Linked DNA regions of Homo sapiens: region 1 is linked to region 2. A link is a contact called in ENCODE Hi-C data. All regions are on one chromosome and are shown on one strand. The core of a region is the stretch at or near the end of the contact, and the rest is flanking DNA. Distances in the headings are between cores, read along the strand shown. Region 1 overlaps LOC107986384 (a long non-coding RNA gene). Region 2 holds the start of VCAN (versican).

Region 1 (3,508 bases), core at 906-3,405, 1.7 Mb after region 2:
CAGTTACTCCCGCCAGATGTCCTCTTTGCTCCAGCTCCTTGGCATTTCTCTCCTCTCGGCTTCTCCTTCCATGGCAGCCCTCAATGCTTGGGTCCACCCGTCTGTGTCTCTGCCACATCCCTGCTTCCCAGTCTTGATTTTGTCCAGGAGTGTGTCTGCAGTGGCAGGATCAGAGGAGGGAGCAGAACGAGGAAGACGGTACAAATCCCAAGCTAGCTGCTCTCTTGTCACTCACCATTTATGTGTCTCCAGCCTGTCCTCCTGGTCTCGTCTCAGTGTTCCAAGGCATCATTCCTTGCCTTTATCATTCTGTTCCTTATCCTTCCATGCCTGGTTCTGCTTTGTATGTCCCAACAATACCCATCACTAATTCTAGTCCCTGACTGATATCAAGGGAATGATCACCAACATCCCTCTTACCTTCAGGGTAACCCTTAATCTCACAGTGGAAGAAGTGCTCCTAATATCTTAAATCGTCACACATCATATTTTTCTATAGCAGCAATTTCCAAAGCGTGTTTTGGGGAACTGTAGTTTGGGGTGTTAATATGTTTTACTCACTAAAAAGATTTCAAAGTCAAATAAAGTTGATGAATTCTCAATGGAACCATTTTAAGCAGTTTTCTTTTCTTTAAAGAAAACTTAAAGCCTTTAATATGCAAATGTACATTACAAATCTCTGAGAGGGATATATGATATTCTATGTTTCTCAAACTTATTTGACCTTGAAACTTTTTTCCTTGAAACTTTCTTGAGGGAATATTGCTCTGTGAAGCATATTTTGTTTTAAAGTAACTTACTTAACTCTTGTGGATCAATCATAGGTTTTTGAGAATGGACACAGGGGTCTATAGAATATAATAGGCATGATTGTTCTAGTGGGACAATGCATTCCAATATCTACAACCACATTTTTGGAACCTAGAAGGTCGTGAAGGGGAAAATTGTATATAAGACCCTTCCAGCTAAGAACTGTGCGACTGTCCAGAGAGCAGAGGCAGACAATCAAGCAGAAAGCATCTAGGACCATGGGTCAGAAGAGCTGGTATCTAGTCTCAACTTCACAACTGTTAGCTAGGTATTCCCAAGCAAGCTTCATCCATTTTTGTCCTCAGTTTTTTCATCTATTAAATGAGACAATTCATGATGATATTAAAATAAAAAATAAATAATATCACCTCAACATATGTCACAGGAATTTTAGGAAGATCAAAATAAATAATTATTTGAAAGGACTTTGAAAACAGTAAGGCTTTTGTGAGTGAGTACATCTAAAAGTACCATTATTATTATTATTATTCGGTACAGGGTCTCACTCTGTCCCCCAGGTTGGAGTGCAGTGCAGTGGTGTGATCTCGGCTCACTGCAACCTCCACCTTCCAGGTTCAAGAGATTCTCCTGTTTCAGCCTCCCAAGTAGCTGGGATTACAGGCACGCACTACCACAGCTGGCTAACTTTTTGTATTTTTAGTAGAGACAGAATTTCGCCATGTTGGCCAGGCTGGTCTCGAACTCCTGGCCTCAAGTCATCCTTCTGCCTCAGCCTCCCAAAGTCCTGGGATTACAGGCGTGAACCACCGAGCTGGGCCTATTTCTTAATTAACTTGGTTTTCTAATAGGAATAAAGATGCAAACCCACAGATAACGTTCAAACCCTACTTTTTTTTGCAAAATGCTTCGATCCAAATAATTTTCCCCAACATAAAGCACAATTAATAAACTAATTTCACTTTTTTTCTCCTTCTAGATCTTCACTGAGGTGGAGGAGCAGTGCAGTGGCCAAGAGAAAGATGGGATTGACAGAGGGAAATAAAAAGAACTCTGATATGTAATAGACTGGATAATCAGGATACAGTAGGCCATGGTCACATTTGAGCTCCAGGTGGTGTCTGATTGACTTGGAAACAGTACAATAGGGGCAAATTTTACCCTCACATTTCCTGGCAACTTTGGGTTCAAAGATATTAGCTGTTACTTGACATTCCCATTGGCAAAAATGAAGGGCATGCCTCTGTTGACAAAGCATGAAACGTCATCTGTTGTGTCTGTAATGCCATAAATGAGTCATTGATTCCACAGAAGAGCAAGAAAAAAGAGCAGGAAGGGCAGGAAATGTTAGTTACCATATTTCTCCATCATCCATGGCATGTGATGGGGCAGAACATGTCACCAGGCAACAGTAACATGGGGCTGTTTCTTGGCCTCTCAGCTCCAGTACTGGGATAATCTATTAAATCGTCTCACAACTTTCTGGGTATTCTTGAGCCCTATTCATCCTCTTTGGTTCAGAAACTGATTTAGAGAAGAGGGACTCTGAGTAATCTGTAAAGTATTGTTTATCTATAAGACTTTGGTATGCTAAGCCTGAATCAGCAATTAGGTTTAATGCCTTGCTATATTTGCTTGAAAATGAAACCTGTAGCAAAAGTGAATGTGCTATGCTGAAAGAGCATTTAAAAAATAATCTCAGCTGGGTGTGGTGGCTCATGCCTGTAATCGCAACACTTTGGGAGGTCAAGGCAGGAGGAATGCTTGAGGCTAGGAGTTTGAGACCAGCCTGGGCAACATAGTGAGACCCTATCTCTACAGAAAATACAAAAATTAGCCAGGCATGGTGGCACAAGTCTGTAATCCCAGCTACTCGGGAGGCTGAGGTGGGAGGATCACTTGAGCCCAGAAGGTCAAGGCTGCAGTGAGCCGTGTTTGCACCACTGCACTCCAATCTAGGCACCGGAGTGAGATCCTGTCTCAAAATAATAATAATAATAATAATAATAATTTAAAAATAATCATAATTGTTTGTTACTCTAGTGATACAAGCCATGGATGATAGTAGGAAAGTGAATTACACAGGCAAACATGGATAAGGGGGGTACTGCATTATAAGAATCACATGCATTTAGGATAAGGGGCTACTTGGAGAAGGGGAGTTTCTGTGTAAATAACACAAATAGAGAGATTTTCTTTAACTCATCTGGTTGCTTTTCCTTACTAGAACCTGTACTTTGAATATTCCTTTGTTTTTTTTTTTTACTTTTATCATTTGATGTAAAGACACTAACATTTTATGAAAAAGCATGGCTTACATGGGACTCTTTCCAAATAGTTTTATTTATATATTACCACTTTCATTTGTTATCTTTCTTTCTAAACAAAGAGTCTCAAAGCATATTACGACACCAAATTCATTAATCTGAACGTATGGTGAACCACTTGTTTGCCATTTCTTGAAAACAATTACTCTTGCTTTTACCTCCCCATAGTGATTCAGTGTTAAAAAATGGTAACAGAACCCAGTCCCCTTTATTCCCCTGCTTCAGGTCCAACTTTGATTACTTAGCACATGCCACCAATTCTAGGCATTAAATTGAATTTTTCAACAGTGAATCAATTAGCACACATTCTTTGTTGTGGTTGAGGAGGGGGTGTCAATAACAGAGAAACAAGATGGAGAAGAGTTGAGGGAAACAGGTTATTTTATCTTTCAAAGACAAAGTTCTGTGCGAGG
Region 2 (3,732 bases), core at 934-3,433:
CATCTCTGCACTTTGCACAGACCAAGACCTTTTTTCAGGGTCCTCCAAACTCCTAGATGTACGCCGCAGATTGTGGAGTGCAAAATGAATGACTTAAGGGAAAACTAGGGCCTTCCATCCTTGAACACAAGGTTGTGAAAGATGCTCGCTTGGTCTGGGGGGCTTGTTTTTCTCCGCCTGTGCGGGACTTCTCCATCAGGGGGCGCCCACACCCGCCGCAAAACTCCCAATTCCTAGACATCTAGGTTCTGCAAGTCTTGTGAGCTGAACTGGGGGCAGATCCGAAGGAGCGCACCGCCTCCCTCGCTCCTCCCTCCCTGCTGCCTTGGAGCACGGGAAAGGCAGGGATTTCACACTAGCCATTCATTTGTCAGCTGTGGGGGAGGGGACGCAGAAGCTAGAGAGAGAGAACAGAGGCTGGGAGAGGGGAAGGGAGGCAGAGAAGATGGAGACAGAGGGAGACACAAAGATGAGGAACGCGACCCAGAGAGACTCTGCCGCGGGTGTGCGCGCGGCAGGACAACTCTCCAGGCGCCGTGTAGATTTCTCCCCCTTCCCGCAGCATCTCCCAGGGACATGCAGGACTTGCCGAGACGCAGTTGGATTGGAGAGCAAATAGTTTAGGCTATGACACTATTTTTCTACCCCGCTCTCCTCTGCCTAACACCCAGACCGCTCCACGCCCAGTGACACAGACCGCGGGCCAGAACAACCCGGATGCCCTAGGTCTGCACGCACCAGGGATGTCGCCCTACAGCGCCCACGCCTCTGCAGGACGGTGGGGCGCTCCAGCCGAGGACGTCCCCCGGGGCTCCCGGCACACGCGCGCGCCGCTGCCGCTAGACCTGCCAGTAAAGTTGCTCAACTAGAGCGGAGAACTAGGAGAGGGTGGGGAATATGTAAGGAAACGGAGGACTCCTGTAGTCTGGGCGAGAGGACTGACCCAGAGGCCCCTGATTCGGGTCCCCGAGCCACCTTTGTCTGCAGTGCGCTCTGGGTGCCGGTTTGCTTGTTGAGATGGGAGCGACAGACCCTATTTCACTCTTCAGGGTGAGAAAAATTGTTGCACATCCCTGCCGATTCAGAACAGGCTTTTCCCGCCCAGGGGCCTCCCAGACCTCCGCGGGGCTCCAACAACCCCACCCCCCATCCTCTGCTCCTTCCCTGCTGGCCCCTTCGCACCGCGTGCAGGACAAAAGAACCCAGGGGCGCCGGGAGAGAACCGTGACAGTCCCCAAGTCGTCAAAGAGACACGGCGGGGATCCTGCACCTCCCCCGGCCGGACCTCCTCCCAGACTGCCTGCGGTCTGAAGGGGTCAGGTCCGCGCAAGGTCCCAGGCTGCTTGGGCGCCGGGTCGCACTGTCAGGAGCTGCCCGGGAGTGGCTTTCCAGGAACACCAGGCACTGACCACACACCAGGGGCTGGGAAACCAGGTGGCCTGCACCAAGGCGGCTTCGGGGACTTGTCTGTGGCAAGTCTTGGTAGTCCCCATTCAAACTTTTGCCTCGAGCGTGTTAAGAACAACAACAACAAAAAAATCAAAGTGCCAAAGGTCCCTCTCTTCTCTCCAGCTCAAGAACCCACCACTTTTCTATGATTTCTTTACAATTTATTCCCTCCCTTCCCCCAATTCCGTTAGTCATTTTACCCCCCACCCCACCCTGGGTTTCTTTTGTCTGAATCTTTTTCAACACCAAGGTCCCTCTGTATGCCTCTCCCCAAAAGCCCTTATGAAAGTTACCTGCATTTTTTAAGTGCCTACATTTTCTTAACTTCGCCTTACAGCTCTTTGCCTTAATTAAAGCCTTCTACCAATTGCTTCTTTTTTCTAAGCTCGCGGGTTTTTTTCTATAAGTTTTTTGTTTTTGTTTTTTAAGGGGGGAACAAAAGAAACGTGATTACCTTGGAAGGCGGCTTATTGCAGTTTGGGGGGAAAATTCACTGCAGCGCTGCGCGACTGGGTTCGGCGTTGCCCAGGCGGGTCACATAGGAAGCGTGGTGGCCCGGGGAAGGATGCGGAGGGTGCGGGACGGTGCTGGAAGATGCGGGAGGATGCGGGGCTGGCCGAAGATCTTGGTCCCAGCTCCTGTCCACAACACCTAATGTTCTCGGCTGTTGCGTCCGCACGCCTGGAGTTCTTCCCCAGAAAGGCTCGGGGCAGCTCGCCTGCAAGTTCAAATGCGGGTTGTGACACCCATCATCATTATATCACTGTACCGTCAGAGCCGAGGAGGAGACTCAGCGAGAAGAAGGAGGAGGGAGAGGAGGAGGGTTCATTCACAGGCTCCAAAAGCGCTCCGCAGCTTCAGCCACTCCTAAGAGTCCAGGCTTGGAAAGCAGGCGGAGGGGCGGAAAGGCAGCTCCCCGCGCCTGCGGTAGGGACCGCCTGCCTCCCTCCCCAGGCACTCCCACCTCTTGGCGTTTCTTCCTGACAAGAAGTACCAATCGGCTTGGGGACAGCAGCGCTCCCCATTCAGGGACTCACTCAGTAACATCGCTCTGCTCGCGGAAACCACTGCCCTCCCACTCCTTCCCCACCCCCATTTCCCCGCCCCCCGTGCAGCTAGTTCTGGGTTAGGGGAAAGGAGCCCCCAGGCTCTTAGGGGGCAGGCCAGCAATAGACAATTGAGTACGATCACTTCTTCTCGGGAGCACACAAAACTGTAAAATCAGCAAAGAACTTGGTTACAGCGTGTTTACGCGCCCACAGAGCTTGCCTGTCCCATCAAAGGGAAGTGTCAGGCTCAAGGCTCCTGCCAACCTGAAAGAGACACTGAGAAAACGAGATCCTTCGGGGACCTAGAGGGAAAGTGTAAGAATTCCCCACTGCACTCCCAGGGAACTGCCCAATGGGGAGCCCGGCTTCAAAAGACCCTGGTAATAAAAGGCTGGACAGGAAATTCCCCCAGGCAAATCCCTTGTCGGATTCAAAGAGAATACTTTTCCTCTGCCACAAATCTCTCCCCACATAAGTCTAGATTCTGCTTTCTTCGTTCTTCCTTTCCTTCAGTCTTTCCAAGTATCTCTGAGTAGAATATTTGATAATTTTCCTGAGTAACAGGGACTTCTTGGAAGTATCAATCACCTTTCATGCTTTCCGGAAATAAGACCATAATCTTTCATGCGTATATGCGATTTTTTTTCTTCAGTCAGGCCCACCCCACTGTGTAAACAGCATCAACACATGGAAGAGTCCCCTGCATTGTGTTACAAAAGATTTCCAATAGGACCTTACAGAGAAAAGGGTCAAACAGTTGACACAAAGGATTTCTGTCCCCTTAGAAAAGAGGGACTTTGGATTTTCCTTTTCTTTGAAGTCAAGTATGAGTTTATACAATAGGAACAAAATAAATCCAAGGTGCACATCAGTATAACACTAGGGATACTAGAATGGATGGCAAACTTTTCCTTCTACACAAATATGAAAGTATCCTCACAACTCTTCTCTCTGAAGCCTCTACTTAGAAAATTATATTAAACATAGGACCTCAAAACAGTAGTGATTAAAGATGAAAGCCAATTTTTCCTCTCAACTTCTTTGATTAGTTTGGTTTAAACTTATGCTTTAAAACTTTTAGTAACTTAGACTCCTGTACATGCGCATTTATAAGATTTCTTTTATATTTTGTAATTTGTAGGCATTCAGCATGGTCATTGATTTTAAGTGATAAACAGGTAGAAGACTTGTCAGGATAATTTCAGTTCTCACCATGTGCATCTTTCATTTCTTT

The links. A loop is a pair of places that touch in the nucleus more often than their neighbours do. Pooled maps may share reads with other maps.
Region 1: a loop to region 2 is called in a pooled map, with 5 times the contacts of the local background. The contact joins the enhancer-like site here to the promoter of VCAN in region 2. A Hi-C loop is called at or near these places in 4 of 50 pooled maps.

What each region holds. Positions count from the first base shown.
Region 1 is chr5:81,767,903-81,771,410 of GRCh38, reverse strand. It overlaps LOC107986384 (a long non-coding RNA gene), which reads left to right. Exons shown (of 3, transcript XR_001742518.1): 3 at 1,748-2,249. Among named protein-coding and RNA genes, the nearest start is that of SSBP2, 19 kb to the right of the region's middle. Within about 2 kb of position 2,155, at least 4 of the 41 ENCODE cell types and tissues checked have a DNase peak (open chromatin) inside an H3K27ac peak, as active enhancers do.
Region 2 is chr5:83,470,195-83,473,926 of GRCh38, reverse strand. It overlaps VCAN (versican), which reads right to left and starts at 2,183. Exons shown (of 15, transcript NM_004385.5): 1 at 1,904-2,183. RefSeq lists an enhancer at 882-1,754.